Regions from separate parts of the Homo sapiens genome. Here region 1 is linked to region 2. A link is a contact called in ENCODE Hi-C data. All regions are on one chromosome and are shown on one strand. Each heading gives the region's core, a stretch centred on a gene start or an enhancer-like site at or near the end of the contact. The rest is flanking DNA. Distances are from core to core; before and after follow the strand shown. Region 1 has its middle 65 kb from the start of MIR492. Region 2 overlaps PLXNC1 (plexin C1).

Region 1 (4,516 bases), core at 673-3,172, 510 kb after region 2:
TAACCTCCACACAGAGGTAATGATGTAGAAAAGGTTTGGTTCCTTTGGGGAACTGGAAGAAAGATATGTGCTGAGAGGGCAGCAAGCAAGAGGAGGGTGGAATCAGTGGGCAGGGGGTGGGACAGGGGTGGCGGGGGGGAAGCAGTCTCCTAACCTTTGCCTAAAGGGACCAGAAACTTTCTAGTTCTCTGTGGAAAGATCTTCCATCTTTGTATATCACCCTATAAATGTTTCCTAAAGAAAAATCTGTCTGTTGTTTTCACACACTAATAAATCAGTTCAACACTTTTGCATCATGTGCAGAGGAAGTTTAATTCCTCCTCCATGTGACAGCCTCCAAGTATCTGGAGATGGCCAAGTGTTATTCCAGAACTTTCCCTTCCAGGATGAACACCGTCAAAGTTCCCATGCTCCCTGTTGTCTGTGTCCCTCTTAAAAGGAAGGGTGGCTGGGAGCAGTGGCTCCCACCTGTAATCCTAGCACTTTGGGAGGCCGAGGCGGGTGGATCACCTGAGGTCAGGAGTTCATGACTAGTCTGGCCAACATGGTGAAACCCCATCTCTACTAAAAATATAAAATTAGCTGGGCGTGGTGGTGGGCACCTATAATCCCAGCCACTTGGGAGGCTGGGGCAGGAGAATTGCTTGAACCCGGGAGAGAGGTTGCAGCCAGCTGAGATTGTGCTATTGCACTCCAGCCCGGGCAACAAGAGCGAAACTCCTCTCAAACAAACAAACAAAAACAAAAAAAAGAGGAAGGCAGATTTTCCAATGTCCATTTGTGTTATGGGACTTGAATTTCCTTCTCTGCATATTCTTTGTTTCTAACTGCCTTTCTGGAAAACACCCAATAAGTTATGGTCAGGCCTGAATTCCTTGAGAACTAGGAAATTCTCAAATGCATGCCATCAAAAATATTTATTTCTTCTTTCATGTCTCTTTCCTGCACCTTGGAAGGCAAATTCCATTCGTAGAGGGGAGGGAGGGGGCGCTAAGGAACTTTTTCAAATAATGGAATGATGGCGAACATTCATCTATGCTAAACTCAAAGACATGCCCAAAGTTTGTGATAGAAAATTTAAATACAATATTTACTATTTGAACTGATGTTCCATTTGTGGGTACAGGAATGCTACATTCAGGGAAGGTGAGAATAATGCAAAATCCCCACTCTTGACTGCTGTGGCTACAGACCCAGATTCCCCTGAAGTGAGGGCAGGGTACTGGGGTGGTGCTGTGTAAGCAGGGCACTCTGCCAGGCTCGGATCACACATCTCCTCTTTGAAACTGGTGTGGAAAAAGACACATGAGAGCTTCATGAATAATACAGCAGCCCTGACACGCTGAATGCACATTTCAGCCAAATATATGCACATTTCAACCAAATAAGTTGGTCTCTCCACATCCCCACCCTTTCCTCTCTCCTCCCTCCCTTCAGTGCTCTTTCACCACTTTCGCCAGATTTCTAGGTTTTCTTGCTGCCTCCTGTTGCAAAGTGAATTGTCCCAGGGAAGGAGGGCTAGCTTCCGGATTCCCCCCGTTGCACCTAAAGCCTTCTCCTCCTCTGCCGGCCTTCCAGCTCCCTGACTGCAGCATTGCCCATTAGGCTTCATCAGAGGAGGCTGTGTGTGGCCCAAGGGCAGCAGGTGAAATTCAAAGCAGACAAGTTGCTTCTCCGCATCAGTGCTGATATGTTAGAGGCAGGCAGCCAAAGAAAATGAATATAATAAAGAAAGTCTGGTTTAAGAGCATCTGTTGCTTTTCTTGGAAAATTCTACCCTTTACGCATTAGCCTGCCCATAAGAGCTCTACCTCTGCACATAATCGGAAGAAATAATATTCAAAAAAAGTTTTCAAATACGGGTGTAATAACAATGCAAACAGCATTAAAACTCAGCAGAGTGTAGTGCCGGACGCAAGGTTCTCTCTCATGGGGAGTGCCCCTTATGTAAAGCAGCAGGAAACTGTGCTGGCCATAAAATTACCAACTCCTGAGGGAAGAGACCACATCTGCTTATCTTTACGTTCCTTCAATGGTTGATGCAACGTACCGATTAGTTGTTCAACAAAATATGTTGCATGAATTTGATTCTTAAGAAGAATAACATATACAGGCACTGAAAATAGTTATCTTCTGGGTGGTAGAGCGAAGGTGATTTTTATTTCTGTCTTTGCCTTTTCCACATGTTCCTGATTTTCTCCAGTGAACATGAATATATTTAGTGAGAAAGTTATCAGTAAGAAGGAGATTTTTAGAATTGGAAGGGACCAGAGAAATTAGTCCAATTCTCTTATTCCTTACATGTGGAAACTGAAGCTCAGAGAAGCTAAATGACATGTCCAAAGCCATGTAGCTTGTTAAGGAGAAGGCTGAAAGAAAACTGAGGCCATTCATGTTTCTCGGCCTACTGCCTTTCTTCCCCTATACATATCCTTTGCCTTTCCTGAAAGACAGTTTAGGTGAGACTCTAATCTAATGTTTTGAAAAGGCTTGGACCCAATTTAAAAGCAAACTGTGCTATCCAGTGAGCTTATTCCCCACAGAAGACACTATCTTAGAAAATGCAAAGCATAATTTAAAAGTCATTAAGTAAAACATCCTCTGCTGCTGTGACAGCAAAACGTTCGGCCACTCCTTCATGACAGATGGCCCCATGCATTGACACACACCTCAAAATAGCCTCTGCAAGGAAGCTTAACATCCGAGAAAGGCGGAATAGTGAATGTCACAGAAAAGGGAGAGTTTGCTTGTGGGTTTGCATCTCCAGAAGTAAGAAGACTTAAGAGATATTTACTGTGGGCTCATCTTCCACCAAACTTTTATTGATGTGTGAACTTGAAACTTCTTATCATAAAAATTTCTAACATACAAAAGAGAGAATGTTAAAATGGATTCCATGTAACCAGAGTACAGCTTTATTAATCATTAACTTAGGGTCATCCCCCCAGCCACTGCCTCCCTCCCCATGGGTAATTTTGAAGTCAATCCTGAACATTATAACATTTTATTCATGAGTAGTTTAACATGTACCTCTAAAAGATAAGGACCTTTGTTTAACATAAACATTCAAATGTCATAATGCCTAAAAAATTGATAATAAATCCTTGATACAGCCAAATAACCCGTTTGTGCTCCACTTTTCCTGATTACCTCACAAAAATGTTTAAGGCTGGTTTAATTTGTCAGGCACTGTGTATTATCTCAGTTAATCCTGACAATAACACTATATGGGGGCTGTAGGTAGCCTGGGGGAGCAAGACACATGATCAGGTTAGAGATGTAGGTGGGAGCCTCACTCCCCCAGGCTCTAGACACACTTGACTTATTTTCTTTCTCCTTCAAAAGCCAAGCAGGTGCCTACTTCAGGGCATTTTCATGTTTATTTTTCTTCCTGGTCTTTCCATAGCTGTGAACTCCTCAGAGATCACCCCTGACTGCCCAGTCACTCTCTATTAAAATACCCTGGCTATGTTCCTCAAAACATTTGGTACTATCTACAATTCTCTTGTTTGTTTATCTGCTTGTGTTTCTTTCCAACAGAAGAGACGCTCCATGACAATCGGCTCCTCATCTGTGGAGCTGAGGCTTCTGTACCTACAGCCCTCAGCACAGCCTCTGGCAATGGTAAGTGCTCCATGGTTGTGTGATGCGTGGATTAACATATGCCTGCAAACACAACAGGTATTTGTTGAATGAAATAATGCACACACGCACACATGAGAAAAAGAACAGCCTTGTTTCTGCTGAGCTCCACTCTTGGGCTCTCAGGCACTTGGCCGAGGCCTTTAGCCAAACTGCACTTTTATTACTTTCTATTGTCAACGGCTTTTTATAACTACAAAGGCAGTATGTGTTCACTGTAGAAAATTTGGGAATCCACAACAAACACAAATTTGAAGATTCAAAGAGCCTAGAAATAGCCACTGTTGACATTGTTTTTATGCACATATTATGCAAAATTGGAGTCATGGGATTCTTATTGATTTGTGATCTACTCTTTTCATTTAACAATGTGGCATTAATATTTCATAGGTCACTTAACTCTCTTCTAAAATGCGTTGTTTCAAGGCTGCATTGCATTCCATTGTACGGCCAGACAAGGTTGTCAATAACACCACATTACGGGACATTTCACTTGTTTCCTTTTCTTCTTGGCTACCATAAAAAATAACAATAAACATTCTTGCGTGCTTATGCACATTTCCATTATTAGTTTCTCCAGATAGATTCCCATAAGTGGACTTGCTTGACAAATTGAAATACAAATTAGAGCATTTGTAAGTATTGCTAAATTGATCTCTAGAACAACTGCATCAATTAATACTCCCAGCATCAGTGTTTAAAGATGTTCATCTCCTTTTCCCTTTACCAACAATGGATGCTAATATTTTTTAAAAATCTATAACACTATAATCTATCTTTTTAATTAGATCACAGATTTCTTGCGAGCCCTTTCTTTTACTTCTGTATTACTCCCGATATATAGCAGGCACTCCTTGTGTATGGATAGATGAAC
Region 2 (4,209 bases), core at 1,222-3,721:
GACTAGATTATTCACTATTACTTCTCAATTGGAAAGGAAAAATACTACTGGTCAAAAGGGAGGAAAGTAGACATGGATGGAATTGGAGTTGAAAACAGGCATTTTTAGCCATGTAGAGTTCTTATGGTTCTCTTTGGTAGTTTTTCTTTAGCTGGTCAGTTTGTATTGTCCTCATTTAGTAGACGTAGATGCACGAACTGATTAATTCATTTGTTCTAGGGCTCTGAGGAGTCGTCTACTTAACCTTTTGGGTTGCTGGTCTTACCTATGTTCTCACGCCTCCATTTTCTCACCCACTCACTCAGCCTTCTCCATTTACCCTCCCAAGTCTTTGGCGAGGTACACTCATCCTGCGTATCATCACTGCCATGTCCTGATACCCCAGCTCTGCCATATTGCCCTTCTTTTTTGCGGTATGATGACCACATAGAGGCCCAACCTCTTAAACACATCAATACCAATGATCACATTTCAATCTAGACTTCTAAGCAACGGCTGAAATCTCTCCAGGCCAAAGGAGAGTTTGTATCACCTTACCAGAAGCTTCTCCGGAACAATTGGCCAGAAGCCTAGAGTTCAGAAACCCAGACACATGCAGTAAGCAATTTCCAGTTTCTCTATAATTTAGAAGAGGACACCATGATATGTAATGCGGGGTCTGGAGGTTGGAATGCCTCCATAAAACACCTGCCATATTTTTTGGTCCAAGCCTTAGTGTTATAAATCAAGAAGGCTGTAAATAAGACTTCAGCTTTTTGTGCTGGTGAAGTTTGTTTCCTTTAACTTATCCTCCAAGAGTACCGAGGCACCGAGATCTACCATTTGCCACCTCATCCATTTCTATGGCAGAACACCGCCTGGGGAAAGGAATTCGATTCCCCGAATCAGGATGACTGTGTGGGGCTTCTGCAAAGGTTGCATCACGAGTCCTATTTCTGAGCTATCTGAGATCCCCATTAAGAATTTAAAAGCAATAAAATAACGGAGATTTTTGACTATCAACATGAATGCTGTGTGGGCTTTTACAGTTAATGATTGCCCTTGAGTGCTGAATAATCTGTGGCCTGAAAAAAGAAATGTTCTTATCTTCTAAATTTGGTAATCAAGAACAAGATAGAGTAATGAATGTAAAGGAACACTGTTGCAAGTTGAGTGTTTCCAAAAAAAAAAAAAAAAAAAAGATCCCAGGAACAATGCTACCTTATTTTAGGAGAAGAGAGATAGTTGCAAAGGAGGCAAACTGATTTAACTCAGTGTTGTGTATAATCTTGAAAAACAACTGGGAAAGTCATAAAAATTGAAGTCAGAAGTTGTTTAAAGGAGAGAACCCAGGAAAAAACATGCATAAATTTGTCAGAACCCTTTCAAGAAGACCTAAGTCAAAACTGATTTTATAATAATTAAGAAAAGATAGAACAGGGAAACAGATCGTAAGAAGACAATGCCACTTAAATGCATTCCAGGCTGCAGATAAGTCCTGGTATTAATTAGGCTCTTTATGGATTGATCAGAAGCCGAATCCTCTAGGCCTGGAGGTTGGGGGCTGTGGGGGTAGGATTTGGGTGTTCAGCACCTACAAAAAAGCAACAGGCAAAATCCAGAGGAGATTGTAGGTTCTCAAAGGAGGCCAGGGTTCTTTGCTCTGCCTGTCGGTTTTGGCTTTTAAAGCCTTGCTTTTTATTTTATTGACTCTTCTTTGCTTTGCATAAAGTAGGAGAAGAAATAAGGGTAGGCAGAGGATCTAAGCTGAAGAAAAGGGAAATTTGAATGAAAGGAGGAAGCAGCCTTAAAACTCAGAGAGCCACGGGTCCAGGCGCGGTGGCTCAAGCCTGTAATCCCAGCACTTTGGGAGGCCGAGGCGGGTGGATCACTTGAGGTCAGGAGTTAGGGACCAGCCTGGCCAACATGGTGAAACCCCGTCTGTACTAAAAATACACAATTAGCCAGGCATGGTGGCGTGCACCTGTAATCCCAGCTACTCGGGAGGCTGAGGCAGAGAATTGCTTGAACCCGAGATCAAGACCATCCTGGCTAACACAGTGAAACCCCGTCTCTACTAAAAATACAAAAAAATTAGCCAGGCATGGTGGCGGGCGCCTGTAGTCCCAGCTACTCGGGAGGCTGAGGCAGGAGAATGGTGTGAACCTGGGAGGCGGAGCTTGCAGTGAGCCGAGATAGCGCCACACTGCACTCCAGCCTGGGCGACAGAGCGAGACTCTGTCTCAAAAAAAATAATAAATAAATAAAAAGAATTGCTTGAACCTGGGAGGCGGAGGTTGCAGTGAGCCGAGATCACGCCACTGCACTCCAGCCTGGGCGACAGAGGGAGATTCCGTCTCAAAAAAAAATAAAGAATTGCTTGAACCCGGGAGGCAGAGGTTGCCGTGAGCCGAGATCGCGCCACTGCACTCCTGCCCGGGCGACAGAGCAAGACTCCGTCTCAAAAAAACAAAACAAACAAAAAAACACACAGAGAGAACCAGGGCGGCACTTCCGTATTTACGATTAAGAATCAACCTGTTTCTCCTGTCTATTTACATGAAGTTGGTTCAGCAGAAAAATATTAAGAACCAGAAAATGCAAACCTAGGGTCTGGGGGTTTTTTTGGTTTGTTTTTTTGGGGCTTTTTTGCTTTTTACTAGGGGAGGATATGGCCAAAATAGTTTCAGGTCTTTTGCTTGGGCTTGCAGATTTGAAACTATGAAGCAAAATTCTCTACAGAAGAAATTTACTTCACAAGATATAAAATTAGCTCAAAGTTTCTATTATTATCAAAAAAGAAGAAAAACTTGAATGTTTTGAGTTTAGAGTCTCATTCTGTGGACTTAAAGTATTGCTTAACATACTTTTAAAGTTTAACCATTGATTTTTAATAAGATTGATGATACACTATAAACCCTTTTTATATTCCAGAGCTACCTAGCATTTAGAAACCAGTGGGGTGATAGCATTGTGGTCTAGTTTGCTATAAATTAGGAATAAAACCAGTAATGATAACTGACACAGGGCACTTACTCTGCACCCATTTTATTTTCACACTAAACCTCTGAGGTGGGAACCATTACTGTCCCCATTTCAGAGATGAGGCAAGTCAGACACAGAGAGGTTAGGTAACACATCCCACGTCATGTGACCAGTATGTGATTAAAACCAGGACTGGAACCCAAGTAGTTTGGTCCAGATTCTATGCTTTTAACTACCCCCTGTCTTTCAATATCATTGTGTATTGAAACAGTAGATGCTACTTAGGTAAGACTTGTAAAACTTAACAACGTAATTTAGTCTTTATCTTTAGAAGGTAAATTGCTTGAAGAGGGGTCTGATATTTGCATAATCTTCATCAATGACCCCTTCTTTAACTCTTAAATCACTTCTTCTAAAACGTGGGATGATACCTTCATCTACCAAACCTGGAACTAATGCCATGATAATTATTATTCTTAGAGGCTTTCGGAATTCAGTGGCGTTTCTTGAAAGCTGAATAATTATTTATTATGTATTAGAGAATACGCAGCCACCATAAACCCAGGGGCGCTTCAGATTAGCAAATAGTGTCTCTACTTTATTAAAACGGACTTGGGTATTATAACAAAAATACACTCTTCATTTCCTTTGGATGTTATGAATAATAAAAGTGTCTCCTTCCTCTCAGTCAGGTGGCTTCACCCACATCTTCACTGAAGATATGCATGTAAGTCTCTACGTTTTCATTTTTAGCCCAGTGACTGCCTGATGTTCATAGTGTTATCATCATCACTATCATCTCTATTATTATTACTTTGAATTTTTATTGTGGGTTTTTTTTGGATCATGAATTCAATATTGAATAATTCATTGTCTTGGAAAACCCATTGTGGGTCTACTTTCTAACTTTAAACTTATATATGATTTTGTATTATACTATATATTTTTTTCTTTTTATCAGAACAGAGACGCCAACGACAAGAATGAAAGTCTCACAGCTTTGGATGCCCTAATCTGTAATAAAAGCTTTCTTGTTACTGTCATCCACACCCTTGAAAAGCAGAAGAACTTTTCTGTGAAGGACAGGTATTAGTCCATTCTTTGATGTTTTAAAAGCCTTTAAGAAAAAATCAGGCCGGGCATGGTGGCTCATGGCTGTAATCCCAGCATTTTGGGAGGCCAAGGCAGGCAATCACTTGAGGCCAGGAGTTCAAGACCAGCCTGACCAACACAGCAAAACCTTGT

The links. Hi-C counts contacts between places; a loop is a spot of excess contacts on that map. Pooled maps may share reads with other maps.
Region 1: a loop to region 2 is called in a map with no recorded cell type, with 4 times the contacts of the local background. The contact joins two enhancer-like sites. A Hi-C loop is called at or near these places in 4 of 37 single-sample maps with no recorded cell type and 2 of 50 pooled maps.

The regions. Positions count from the first base shown.
Region 1 is chr12:94,767,294-94,771,809 of GRCh38, forward strand. No RefSeq gene overlaps it. Among named protein-coding and RNA genes, the nearest start is that of MIR492, 65 kb to the right of the region's middle. RefSeq lists an enhancer at 3,228-3,787. Within about 2 kb of position 1,923, at least 6 of the 41 ENCODE cell types and tissues checked have a DNase peak (open chromatin) inside an H3K27ac peak, as active enhancers do.
Region 2 is chr12:94,255,685-94,259,893 of GRCh38, forward strand. PLXNC1 (plexin C1) reads left to right here. Exons shown (of 31, transcript NM_005761.3): 18 at 3,653-3,691; 19 at 3,926-4,050. Among named protein-coding and RNA genes, the nearest start is that of PLXNC1-AS1, 81 kb to the left of the region's middle. Within about 2 kb of position 2,472, at least 2 of the 41 ENCODE cell types and tissues checked have a DNase peak (open chromatin) inside an H3K27ac peak, as active enhancers do.